Regions from separate parts of the Homo sapiens genome. Here region 1 is linked to region 2. A link is a contact called in ENCODE Hi-C or POLR2A ChIA-PET data. All regions are on one chromosome and are shown on one strand. The core of a region is the stretch at or near the end of the contact, and the rest is flanking DNA. Distances in the headings are between cores, read along the strand shown.

Region 1 (7,167 bases), core at 206-2,705, 54 kb before region 2:
GCTGGAGGAGGCCCACAGGAGCCCATGGCTAGAGGCCGGATGATCTTCAAAGGCTGGTGGGGTCAGTGGTTAGAGCCCAGCACTGATGCCGTAGGCTCATACGGGAGGGTCCCTAGCCTCCCAGTTGCCTTCCCACAGTGTGTGTCTGGGACTCTACCACTCAACAAAGGTTTATGGAGTGCCTCATCGGTGGTGCCAGGCACTGTTCCAGCCCCGGGGAGGCTTCAGTGAATCGAATGAAATCCCTGGTGTGGGAGGGAAAGTTCTAGAGTGTACGTGAGAGGGGGATTGGACACCGACAATGAACACATGAGACAATTTCAGACAATGCTTCCTGCTCTCAAGAGGAGCAAACAGGCAACTCCGGTTGCGAGCTGCTTTGGGTGGGAAGGTCGGGCGACCCCTCTGAGGAAGTAAGGAGGCAACCGCAGAAAGAGCTGGGGGTGGCATCCAGGCAGAGGGACAGAAGAGCAAGGGCCCTGAGGAGGGCTGGAAGGATGGAGAGAAGGCCATGGAAGCTGGTGGTGTGAGCGGGAGAGTGCAGCGGGGATGGGCCTCCAGGGCTTGTGGGCCCCGTCAGGAGCCCAGATTTTATTTTGGCCTTGATGGGCCGTCCAACAGGGGCCTTTGAGCAAAGCAGTAGCCTTGAGTAGATGCTCGAAAAGGCTGGCTGGAGAGTGGATGTCAGAGGGACAGAGCAGCAGCCCCACTGAAAGGAAAGGTGACTCAAAGGGTCTCCTCTTTGAGGGCTTGTGCCCCTCCCACACCTGCGTCCAGATGACGCAGGGAAGGTGGCTGCCTGGTGACGTTGGAGACGTGACACGTCTTTTTATGATTATTTATTTATTTATTTATTTTTGAGACAGAACCTCGCTCTGCCGCCCAGGCTGGAGTGCAGTAGCTTGATCTTAGCTCACCGCAACCTCCGCCTCCCAGGTTCAATCGATTCTCCTGCCTCAGCCTCCTGGGTAGCTGGGATTACAGGTGTGCACCACCACGCCCGGCTAATTTTTGTATTTTTAGTAGAGATGGGGTTTCACTATGTTGGCCAGGCTGGTCTCAAACTCCTGACCGTGTGATCCGCCCATCTCGCATCTTTTATCTCAACACTGGCCGTGGTGTTTCTCCCAGGAATCAGTCTCTGTCTCTCTTTGCCTCCTCCCCTCCACCTCCATCCACTTCCATCCACCCCTGCCCTTTCTCCATCCCTGTAGAGCCCCCCAGCTTTGGGACAGGGTAGACCAGGGGCACACATGCACAAGAAAGTCCTGTAAACAAGGGCTGACCCTTTACCAAGTCCTCCCGTGTTTAACAACCACCCTGCGCCCTTGGAGACGAGACAGAGGGAAGGGAGTTAATGAAATCACCAGCCTTTACCTGGCATAAATGGCTCTTCACCCCCCAGGCGGGCGGCGATTTGCAAGGCTGAGAGGGTCTGGGCATTAACTGTTCTGGGCACTCTTCCCAGCTCAGCGCTCCGTGCAGCTGGAACAAACCACTTTACTTCTCTTCCTTCCCCCAGCTTCGATCTGCACCCGCTCAAAAGCGGGGCAGTCGTGCTTAATTAGAAAGTGCTCAGGGTTCTCGGGAAGGCTCCCATTCTCCCTCCAGATGGGACAACCCCATTTCTGTGACCAGGGCAGACCTGGCTGGCACCCATGCCTGCTCCCGGGACACGCACGGGTGTTGCCTCTGCTGGTTTTCCTGCTGAGACCTCCCAGGTCTTGCAGTCAGTTGTTTATGGCTGACACGTCTGTGATCAGTGAAAGTCTGGCAGGGAGCAGCTCTTTCCCTCGGGGTCAGCAGCTGCCGGGAGATCTTGGACAGCTTAGGTATCACTCAGTGGTTCCCCGCCCTCAGCGGCTTGGATTCTTATCTTTTATGCCCCCACGACTCCGCATGAAGTCCAAAGGCTGTGTTGCATTTATTGTACTTTTCTCCTGCTACACAGAGCAGCTGGAGCTGGTCCAGTTTCTCTTTTGGGCTTTCCTTCTTGAGCACAAAGCCTTTCACGCCCTTCAGCATCCAGGCTCATTGTTTGTCCCTGGTTGAAGGTCCTGACTTACTAGTGTTTTTTTTTTGTTTGTTTTGTTTTGTTTAGAAGGCGTCTCACTCTGCAGTCCAGGCTGGAGTGCCATGGCACAATCTTGGCTCACTGCAACCTCTACCTCCTGGGTTCAAGCAATTCTCCTGCCTCAGCCTCCTGAGTAGCACGTCACCACACCTGGCTAATTTTTGTATTTTTAGTAGAGATGGGTTTTCGCCATGTTGGCCAGGCTGGTCTTGAACTCCTGACCTCAGGTGATCTGCCCACCTCAGCCTCCCAAAGTGTTGGGATTACAGACATGAGCCACCACGCCCAGCCTCCCAGATACCTTTTATTCAGTTTCTTAGTTGTAATCCTCCCAATTACTATGTAACCAGAGAAGCAGTGTGGTTGGGAAGTGCTTTCTTCTGGAGGTCTGGAGACCAGATCTGTCCCCACAAGCCATGTGGCCTTGAGCTAGTCAGTTCACTTTCTGAGCCTCAGTTTTGCTGTTTGGAAACCGGAGTGAATGGCCCAGCAACCTCTGATCCAGGAGGACACCTGGGCCATCCCATGCAGATGGGATGTTCAGAATCTCTCATGCAGCCAGGGGAGAACCTCTCTCTTCTGAGGGTCCATTATCACTAGCCCAGCCCAGCCCCGGCCCACCGCCCAACACCTCTGCTGCTCACAGGTCTGGTGTCTGGGGCTGGGGGCTGCCAGAGACATTAAGCCAAGCCAGGTGGGAGGACAAGATGGGACGATATGGACAGAAGTTCATTCCCATGCAGGCAGCCAGAGCCCACCTGTAACCTGCTCCACAGATGACCTCCCACCTGTTCCTGGTTCCTTTCCCAACAACCAGGCTGAGCCGTTCCAGATCCCAGATGGAAAAGCCCTCAGAACAGTGGTTCTCAAAGTAGCGTCCCGGAACAGCAGCCCTTCCCACCCCCCCACCCCCACCTCGTGCTTGTTAGAGAAATGCAAATTATCGGGCCCCACTCCAGACCTACAGATCCGGAAATTCAGGGGGTGGGGCTGGGCAGGCTGCAGGACTGAAGCCATCCAGGGGGTTCTGACGCCCCACTGTGTAAGTTGAGAAGTGCTGCATGAGAGAATCTGTGAGGGATACCCCCTAAATCAGAGAATGTCACAGCCTCCATAACAATACAACACTTGACTCTCATACACCTCCAAGTACTTGCCACCTCCATCTGTTCATTGCGCCCAGCACCATCCCTTCCAGGGAGAAAAGAATTGTTCTTCCCATTTTACAGAGCAAGAAACTGAGGCTCAGGGCCCGCCCAAAGTCACAACCAGCAGATGGTGGCACGAGGGCCCAAACCCCGGCCTCCTCATTCCAAGGGGAGGGCTCTCTCTTGGACACTTTGGGTTTCCGGGGCTTCTTAGACCAAGAGAGCAAATGCATGTTCCCCCGCCAGAGAGGCATTCCCCCTTCCAGCCCTCTCCCCACTTCCCAGTTGCAATCTTAGGCACTAACATCCAGGAAACATAAATTTTGCCTGGCAGTTGAGTAAGAGCTCTGAAAGGAGTTACACGTCAGGGGGATGGGGCTTTATTTCTCAATGAAATGGCCTTTTTATGGTTGGAATAAAAGTGCCAGGGGGAGCGTCATGCCAGGCAGTAGCAAATTATTTGATAAACTCCTCCAGCCAGGGGTGGGGCTGCGTGGGAGGTGGCGGCCAGAGAGAAGATCCCCCCATTTCCAGATGCATGTTTCTCTTCAGGTTAACCCTGTGGAAGACCCCGGGGGGCCTCGTGGGCCACCCAGCTGGAGAAGGGCTGGCCCTGGGACCATGCCAATGCCTTCGCTCCGATACTAGGTCCCGGGAGCAGAGCTGCAGTTCAGAGAGCGAGCAGCAGGGGGCAGCGTAACCCACCGTTCCAGCCCGTCCGGTGGGCGCTGCCGGGGGCTGCGACGCCCGGGTCCCTGAGGCTCAGCCTTCGGAGAAGGTCAGCAGTAGCCCCCTCCCTGGGACCTCTTCCTCCTCCCTTCAGCCCTTCCAACCCCTTGTCCCTTCATGGCAAGGAGAGTTTGTCAACCTTACCCTGGTGGCAGCCTCTGCCCGGATCCAGATGACCATGGGGGTGGGAGTAAGTGGGAGGGGGCTTCTTCATCCCCTTGCCCACCCCGTGGCTGCTTTCTCAAAGCTTCTCCAGGGTTTGCTTTGGATTTCATTAACCCTTGGCTTCCTTCTGAGGGGCCTCTGGAGGGGTCTCTGTGTTCGTGGGTGGGTGGCTTTTGTGGGCTGGGGACGATAGCCTTAGTGGTCACTGGGGGAAGGGGGACAGGATAAAAGCCTGAAGGACAAAGAGAAAGCAAGGAAACCTCCTCGTTTGAGAACGTGTGTGATTGGCAGGTTTACGGCCTCGGGAAGGTGCGTGGTATTCCGCACAATCAAGTCATTTTTAAAAATAATCTCTCTGCTTAAGTCGTACACGCTGCTAATTGCATTTTAATAAGTCTCTTAAAATCTTGCCATATTTTTTAATATCCTAATATTAGGTAAGTGATTGCGGGGGACACTGGAGGGCATGGGGAGTTTATGTAGCAGAGGGAGGGCTGTGATGAAGCCGGGGGGTGGTGGCCACCCAGTGGCCTGTGGTGTGTGTGGGTGATGGATGGCTGTCTGTGTCTGTGTGACCTGTGCAAGATCCGGGGGGTGTGAGTGTCCATAGAGAGGGCTTCTCCCAGACACAGCCCTGGACAGTGGGCCCCGTCTTCAGCCGTAGTGCCAGAAATCACTTATTACACCTGCTGGGGTCCCTCAGCCATAGGGGACAGACAGGCTTCCTCCTTCCTTTTCATCCTCTGGCCCCAAACTAGAACATCTGAACTGGAGGGGACCTTTGACCCAGTTCCTCTTCTCCTCTTTTCCCCAGGATGCAGGCCCTGAGCCCAGAGAGGGCAGGTGACTTGGCCAAGGCCACGTAGTAAGAAGGGGACCGGGGGGAAAGTTGGACCCAGTCTTGAGAGGGGCAGAGGAGGAACTGCCTCGTCCCTCTAGTCGCAGCACAGGGCGCTGGCTGCACCATCCGGCCCTAGCATCCTTGCACACACACTGCATGCTCTGACCTCCCCGTGGGGAGAAGGTGGGTGGTTGCTGGTGGTGGCTGCCATTCCTGGAGCCCTTACTACATGCCAGGCACCCTGCTGAGCACATTCCCCTGAACAGCCATATGGGTTGAGTATTTTAGGATTCCTGGGTGGACCCACAGCTAAGAAATGGCAGAGCTGGGATTTGAACCCACAGTCGCTCCTGTGCCTGGCTGGGGAAGGTTCTTAACTACCATTGGATGGGAGGCTGAGCTGGGATCCAAGCACATTCTACATCTCCGAATGCCCAGGGCCAGGGAGGACCATGCTGGGAACAGCAGGGGAGACTGGCAGAGGCAGGGAGGTAGGGCATCGGGTGCCTACGGTCTTTTTCTCCTGACCCCTCTGTTACTACAGGGCAGGGTCCCAAGGCCAAGATCAACATCAACCCTTTTCCCCAGAGCCCCTGGAGGTCAGAGGCCTGGGAAGGCGGTGGCCTAGGGTTGCAGGCCTCAGACTTAGCCATGCTCTGGGTTTCTGGAGGCCCCTGAGGCACCCGCCAGCCTCCACTGGCCCTGGCCTTCCTCCTCCCTCCTCCTCCCTCCCACTCCTCCATACACGCTACGGGCCCGGGTGGGAGGCACATGTTGAACGAACTTCTGAACAGGAAGTCAGCATCCAGGTCGTCCCGAGTCCCTTTTCATGTGGTTTCTTTAATCCCCCAGGCTGGGTTTCAGAAGCATTTTACAGTTTCAGTTTTACAAAGCTACGCTCCCTTTAATGTTGGCGTTTTTCAGGAGGTGGGGGGAGAGCGGCTTCAGTCAAAACATGTGTGTTTTACATCAGCCAGCTGCGGACAGGGTGGCCCAGGGCGGGAGGCAGCAATGTGGCTTCCAGGCTCCACGCGGGGTCCTTGGGTAGATGCATCTACTCGGCTTTCTCCCTTTCCTCTCCTGGGCTCTGCCTTCCTGCCTCCCTGAGTCCCTCTCTCCTGTCCATGTGGCCAGGGGGGCCAGGGCACTCCTTTCCAGCCCCTTCCCACCTGAGCTCTGATCTGGTCAATGCAGGTCTTCTTGCTGGTTTCTGCTGCCGAGACACCAGCGTGCTGATCTTCCTCCACACCCTGAGCCGTATCCTCCAACCACCTGGGCTTTCATTTACTTAGTATTTTCCCTTAAATCGCTGCCCTTCTTTCACTTACGTAGATAGTACCTAAGCAAAAATGTCCCTGAAATTGTGAATTTGATGTGCTAGTTACATCTATCTGCTCTAATACACAATAAAACAAATCTAAAACTATTAAGGCATTTAAAAAGGTGAAGATCATCACGCCAGCCTCGCATGCTTCTGGAAATCCTGCCTCCATCCCCCTTCCCTGGCAGAGAAGATGAAGGTCAGGAGGTAAGGTGGCCTGTCCGAGGCCATGGGGTTGGTGAGAGTCCTACCTGACTGGTCTGCCTCCGAGGCCAGCATTGGATCTGCCACGAGTCATTTCCAGGGCTGGCTTCTTGGCTGCGCAGTTTCAGGCTTTAGAGGAGCCGCCTGGGGCTCTGTGAGCACACCAAGGAGAGGGGCTGAATTCCCTGGCAGTGCGGGTGGGTGGAAAGAACACAGACTTGGAATCAGTCAGACCTGAGATCAGATCCTGGCTGCACTAACTAAGAGTGTGATCGTGGGCAAGCATCTCCACGGCTTTGAGCCTTGGTCTCCTCATCTGTGAAATGGGGATGACCACGCCGGCCTGGAAACAGCAATGCCAGGGTCAGAGACACACCTGGAAAGAGCCCGCATTGGCCAGGCCTACAAACCCAGCGGTCATTCGCAAGCCCTCGGTGCTTGGTTCTTATCCACTGTGCTCCTTGTCGCCAGCCTGGTTTCACCATCTCTCCTCCCCTACCCACAGGAGGCAGCAGGAGGTCCAGGGAGGGAGGATCAGGAGTAAAGGTGCATGCCCAGAGGGGCTCACGGGCCCTCCCACCCTCTGTCCCTGCGCTGCCTGGGAGCAGAGCAAGTCCTGCGTGGGAGGATGCTGTAACCAGCAGTGCAGTCCGCGCCCTGCCGGGAGAAGAAGGAAGACAAAGGT
Region 2 (6,446 bases), core at 746-3,245:
AGGAAGGAAGAAAAAAAGAAAGAAAGAAAGAGAAAGAAAGAAAAAGAAAGAGAAAGAAAGAAGAAGGAAGGAAAGGGAGGGAGGGAGAGAGGAGAAAGAAAGAAAAAGAAAGAGAAAGAAAGGAGGAAGGGAGGGAGGGAGAAAGGAAGGAAGGAAGAAAGAAAGAAGGGGGGAGGGAGGGAGAGAGAAAGAATGAAAGAGACAGAGGGGGAGGGACGGAGGGAGAGAGAGAGAAAGAAAGAAAGAAGGAAAGAGAGGGAGGGAGGGAGCGAGAGAGAGAAAGAAAGAGAGAGAGAGAAAGAAAGAAAGAAAAAGAAAAAGAAAGAAAGAAAGAGAAAGAGAGTATAGGAGTGGGCATGCAATTTCAAATAGGAAGGTCAGGGAATATCCCCAAGAAAGAGATATTCATGCCAAGTCTTGAGGAAGGTGAAGGAGAGAGCCCTTTTGAGATCTGAAAGGAAAGCACTCCAGGCAGAGGCACCTGCAAGTGCAAAGGCCCTGGGGCAGAGTGGCCTGACTGTCCCAGGAGCAGCAAGGAGGCCAGTGGGGCTGGAGTAGAGTGAGAAGTGAGGTGGGAGGAAGTGAGATCAGAGAGATAATGGAGGAGATGCAGATGGCAAGGCTCTGAGGGCCAATGTGATGACTTCGGCTTTTCTCTGGTGCCAGTGGGAGCCATGGAGGGTTTGAAGCAGAGCGGCGATGTGATCTGGCTTATGTCTAACAAGATCCCTCTGGCTGCTGAGTGGAGACTTTCCATAGAGGGCAAAGGTAGAATCTCGGAGGCTGCTGTGACAGTCCAGGATGATGGTGGCTCGGCCCAGGCGGGTAGTGTGGGCTGGAAAGAAGTGGTTTCCTTCTGGATGAATTTTGAAAATACAGTTGACAGGGTTTGCAAATCACCTGGCTGTGGGATATATATATATTTTTTTTTTTTTTTTTTTTTGAGATGGAATTTCACTCTTGTCTCCCAGGCTGGAGTGTGGCAAATCTCAGCTCACTGCAACCTCTGCCTCCCGGGTTCAAGCAATTCTCCTTCCTCGGCCTCCCAAGCAGCTGGGACCACAGGCATGTGCCACCACGCCCAGCTATTTTTTTTTTTTTTTTTTTGCATTTTTAGTAGAGACGGGGTTTCACCATGCTGGCCAGGCTGGTCTTGAACTCCTGACCTCAGGTGATCCACCCGCCTCTGCCTCCCAAAATGCTGGGATTACAGGCATGAGCCACCGTGCCCGGCTGGCTGTGGGATATTTTTAAAAGAGAGGAATCCAGGACTCCCAAGCCTTGGAGAAGGGGAGATGCCATTAGCACAGCTGGGAAGCCTGGGAGGAATTTGGTTGGAACATGTTATGTTTGGGGTGCTGAGGCAGATATCACTGAGAGCTTGGTACCCTGTTCTCTGTTGGGTGCATAGGAGGATGGTACATCTTGCCACATTGAAGTTAGATGTGGCCATGAGACTAGCTCTGGCCAGAGAGTTGTGGGTGGGAATCATATGTGTGATTTCTGGGTCAGGGCATTTAATCACCTCCAACTCCGACGGTTCTGTCCTGAGGCTGCCTAAGGAGGAGGCACTGAGGTGGAACCTCCATTAACCTGGGTTACTGAGTGACTCATGAAGGAAAGCCCCCTGCCTACCTGCCCTGGACGTGTATCATCAGAAAGAAATAAGCCTTTGTTGTTCTAAGACACTGAGATTTTAATGTTGTTTGTCACAACAGCATAATTTATCTTATCTTGACTAATACAGGCACCTATTAGCAGGACTGTCAGTTAAGGTTGCACAGGTTGTACATGATACCAGGGCAGCATAACCGAGGGGGTTTCATTTTGATCATAGACCTGTCTACCTTCCAGGTCCTGCACACAGGTAAGGACAGTGTTCTATTGCAGTCACACTCAGAGCGGCCCCTGAGGCTGCTCCTCTTGCTCACAGCCTCTTTGGGATGCCCAATTTCCACCTCCACCCAAGTCTAAACCTGTTAAGCCTGCATTACAGGGCAGGGGTGGTGGGGGGAGTGGTCAGAGTGTGACTGTTGCCTTAGTGCCTGGTGTGGGTGAGCAGGAGTGTGTGCCTGGCCTGGGATGCTGCCCCCAGGAAAGCTGCTTCCGAGCCAACCCAGGCCAAGCTAAGGGGGTGACTGTGGGGGCACTACCATGCCCCAGCCCCGGCACTGCTTCTAACGGGATGCATATGCTCTGGCCACAGATTTAACAAGAAGTTTGATTTATGGAATTGCTGTTGAGAAGAACTGAAGCTGGATGCTACTGATTAAACCCCAGAGCCAGTGCCCCTCCCCCTCCCTTCGCAAGGACCAGTCTGGGCTGCCTGGCCAGGCCTGGAGCAAGCGGGTGCGCTTTGCCTCCTCCCATCCAGCCTTCCCGCCGTTGGATGGAATCATGTGCAGTGCCAAGTTTTAAAGAAAGTTTCTTTTGCCTTAGAAAGTCACTTTCTCCTAGCTGGCTAAGGGCTGTATGAGCAGAGGCAGCTCCGCCTCTTCTCCAAGTGCAGATGTGGAGCAGACAGGCTATGGACATGCGGGGGGCTCTGGGGAGAGAACTGAGCCACAGATAGAAGTTTAGAAATTGTCGGCATACGCTTGGTGTTTAAAGAGTAGAGGCACGCAGGGGATCTCGGAGGGAGGGGGCACGTGGAGAAGAGTCAGAGGATGCTTGGGTGTTTATGGTGAGGACGAGGAAGAGGAAGCTGCAGAGGAGACTGGAAGGAGCAGCTGAAGAAAACGGGGAGGAACAGCCAAATAAGGAACGTTCAGGAGGGCGTAGGGACCACTGGGTCCAGTGCACTGATGGGACTCGTAGAACAATGGCTGCGAGCTGATGACTGGGCTTTGCTACCTGGACCCTAGATTAGAGCAGTTAGTGACACAGAGGATGGGAGGAGAGGAACCGGAGCTCTCTGAGTCTGAGAATAGGATGGTAGTGGAGGGGAGGTGGGGTTAAGGGAGAAATGAGGCTGATGAGCCCAAGACAGAGACAGCTCCTGTCGCTTGAAATGGAGTTGGAGCGCTGTCCCCAGGCAGTGAGAGGGATGAGTCCGGGGCCCAGCGGGAGGTGCTGGCCTTAGATGGGAGATGCCATCTCCCATTAGATTGCCAGGTTGCCTGTGTGGAGTTTCCCCATTCTAGGCCCCTAGCAGCGCCTGAGGATGGCCTGTTTCCCGTCTGCCCCACACCCCGCTGGAGATTCCACAGTGCGTGCAGAGCCCACCTCTCCTTATGGGGTTTCCAGTCCCCTCCCCAGCTTGGGTACTGATTTCTGGGAGTCTCCCGCTGGGGGCAGGAATTAGGATCCACATGGACCTTTTCCCACCAGGCCTCGATGAAGCTGCAGATGTGGGAACGAGGCCCAGAGAAGCTAAGTCACTTGCCCAAGGTCGGGCAGCTGTTAAGTGGTAGATTCTAATTCATCCCCAATTCTGCCCAATACTCTCCTGCTCTCAGGGATCAGAAGAGGGAATCGGACTGGGAGCTCCCTGTCAGAAGCGCCTGTGAGCTGTGCTGGTTTTGCCTCCTGCTGCTTTTGTGTTTATGCCTTCGGTACCGGGGAGCTAGATGCTTTCATGGGGTCGGTTGAAGAAGTGCAAGGCCAGCGGCTGGATCAGAGGTGTCAGGACAATCTCCTCAAGGAACCCACTAATAAGCAGGGAGCCAGAAAACGAGCGGGGTTAGGCTTGGTGAGGAGCGATGGCAGGGGAGCGTCCCTGGCAGGGGGCAGAGCGCGGGCAAAGGTCTGGAGGCTGGAGCGCAGTTCGGGAAACGGAGGGAGCCAGCCAGCCGGGGCGGGCGTGCCGGGGATTCGGAGGGGCCTGCAGCCTCGCCCGTCGAGCCAGGCCTGGCACCCCCTGCTGCGCCCGCAGCCCGCCCGCCCCGGCCGCCCAGGGGCCGCCTGCTTGGAGCCAGCCTCGCCCCGCCCGTGCAGTGGTCGCCCGGCCGCCCGGGGGCGTCTAATGGGCTGCCCGGCCCGCGTTCCGGGGAGTGGTCCCGGCCGCGCTAATGTGCGGTCGCCCCGCCCGCCGGCAGCTGGTGCCCCCGCGTCGACCCCGGGCTGCGATCGATACGCATCAGGCGGCGGGCGGCCGGGAGCCCCCACAGCGCCCCCTCCCCCGGGCGCCGCCGACTGCGGAGCAGGGGCCTCCCGCGCCGGGGGGTGGGGCAGGGCGGGCCGGGTGGGGAGGGGCGCCCCGTCTGGGACCCCCGGGCCGCGTCCACCCCGCGCCCCTCCGCCCCTTCTGTCTCGGGCCAGACTCCGGCCCCCTCTCGCCTCCCTCCTGCCCCTCTTCTGCTGTGGGGGCCCCGCTCCACGCCTCCCCTTCTCTGTCTCTCTCCAGGGCTCTCCCCGGGACCGCTCAGCCGCCCCGGGCGGGAAGCTGTGGGCTCTGGGCGTCTGGAGCCTCCCGCCCCTCTCGCCTGGGAGACCCGGGTGACGGTTTTAGGGACAAGGCCAAGGCCAGGGTCACAAATCCTGTGATCCTGGGCGGGGACCTGGGTAGGGCGCGAATGAGGCACTTGAGTGCAAAACTTCAGGGGGCGCCAAAAACCCCTCAGAAATCAAGATAAATAATACTTTCGTGCAATTTATTTATTTATTTATTTATTTATTTTAGACAAGGTCTCACTCTGTCGCCCAGGCTCACTGCAGCCTCGATCTCCTGGGCTGAAGCGATCCTCCCACCTCAGCCTCCCGAGTAGCTGGAATTTATAATAGGCTTGCACCACTATGCCCGGCTAATTTTTTTTTTTTTTTTTTTTTTTTGAGATGGAGTCTCACTCTGTCGTCCAGGCTGAAGTGCAGTGACGCCATCTCGGATCACTGCAACCTCTGCCTCCTGCCTTCAAGTGATTCTCATACCTCAGCCTCCCAAGTAGCTGGGACTACAGGGGCGTGCCACAACGCCAGCTAATTTTTTGTATTTTTAGTAGAGATGGGGTTTCACCATGTTGGCCAGACTGGTCTAGAACTCCTGACCTCAAATAATCCACCCGCCTGGGCCTCCCAAAGTGCTGGGATTATAGGCATGAGCCACCGCGCCCAGCCCCTGGCTAATTTTTGTATTTTTAGTAGAGACAGGGTTTCACTATGTTGTCCAGGCTGGTCTCGAACTCCTGCACTCAAGTGATCCGTCCGCCTCAGCCTCCCCAAGTGTTGGGATTACAGCTGTGAGCCACTGCACCCGGCCCTAATGGAATACTTTTTAAAAGCAAAATTAATGCAAAAATTTTTGTGGTGAACAACATATCAAAATTTTAAATACAGACAAGATCAGTAACTGCCTAGCTGAGACATATTGGAGCCTGGAGCAAAGGAAAAATCAGAATACTGATCCTGATATTTAAACTTTTAAGATTTTGTTCATCGTAGATTGTTCACCACGGATTTTAAAGGAGATCCATTCAGGGGTACTTGGACTGTGGGTGAGAGTCCACTCCCTCAGCTGTGATTAACCAGTGGGAAAGCATCACGTGCAAACATCTTAATTATCTTTTTTAAAAATAGCTTTATTGGGATATAATTTACATACCATACAGTTCACCTAATTTAAAGTGTAAAATTCAGCTGGGTGCAGTGACTCATGCCTGTAATCCCAGCACTTTGGGAGGCTGAGGCAGGAGGATCATTTGAGGTCAGGAGTTCAAGACCAGCCTGGACAACATAGCAAGACTCAGTCTCTACGGAAAATGCAGAAGTTAGCTGGGTGTCATGGTGTGCGCCTGTAATCCCAGCTACTTGGGAAGCTGAGATGGGAGGATCGCTTGAGGCCAAGAGTTGGAGGCTGCAGTGAGCTATGATCACACCACTGCACCCTAGCCTAGGCAAGAGAATGAAACCCTGTCTCAAAAATAATAATTAAGTGCGAAATTGAATGATTTTTAGTATATGCAGAATTGTGCAGCCATCGCCTCACCAATTTTAGAACATTTCCATCACTCCTAAAAGAAGCCCTGTGACCACAGCTGTCACTCCTCATTCCCTCTCAGTATCCAGTCCTAGAAAAGCACCAGTCTATTTCCTGTCTTTGGATTTGCTTATTCTGGATATTTCATATAAATGGAAACAGACAATCATACATCACTGTGTATTGCTTTTTCACTGAAGTATAATATTTTCAAGGTTTGCCCATGTCACAGCATGGATTGTCAATATTTCATTCCTTTACGTTGTCAAATAATAACCCATTGTATGGATATACCACATTTTACTTACTCATTCGTAGGTTAATGGACATTTGGTTTCCATTTCCGGCTATTATGAATAATGCTGCTGTGAACATTCTTGTGTCAGTTTTTGTGTGGGCAATTTTTTTTTTTTTTTTTTTTGAGACAGAGTCTCACTCTGTCACCCAGGCTGGAGTGCAGTGGTGCCATCTCGGCTCTCTGCCACCTCCACCTCCCAGGTTCAAGTGATTCTCATACCTCAGCCTCCCAGTAGCT

What was found. Hi-C counts contacts between places; a loop is a spot of excess contacts on that map. ChIA-PET counts read pairs that join two places held with the same protein, here RNA polymerase II (POLR2A). Pooled maps may share reads with other maps.
Region 1: a loop to region 2 is called in a map of GM12878, with 4 times the contacts of the local background. The contact joins two enhancer-like sites. A Hi-C loop is called at or near these places in 2 of 168 maps with a recorded cell type or tissue (GM12878 and prostate gland) and 1 of 50 pooled maps. POLR2A ChIA-PET finds 5 or more read pairs at or near these places in 3 of 52 experiments (A673, PC-3 and activated CD4-positive, alpha-beta T cell).

Annotation. Positions count from the first base shown.
Region 1 is chr1:10,938,884-10,946,050 of GRCh38, reverse strand. No RefSeq gene overlaps it. Among named protein-coding and RNA genes, the nearest start is that of CIROZ, 40 kb to the left of the region's middle. RefSeq lists enhancers at 1-387, 3,306-3,869, 3,870-4,435, 5,667-5,716 and a silencer at 5,557-5,636. Within about 2 kb of position 1,455, at least 6 of the 41 ENCODE cell types and tissues checked have a DNase peak (open chromatin) inside an H3K27ac peak, as active enhancers do.
Region 2 is chr1:10,886,465-10,892,910 of GRCh38, reverse strand. No RefSeq gene overlaps it. Among named protein-coding and RNA genes, the nearest start is that of CIROZ, 92 kb to the left of the region's middle. Within about 2 kb of position 1,995, at least 3 of the 41 ENCODE cell types and tissues checked have a DNase peak (open chromatin) inside an H3K27ac peak, as active enhancers do.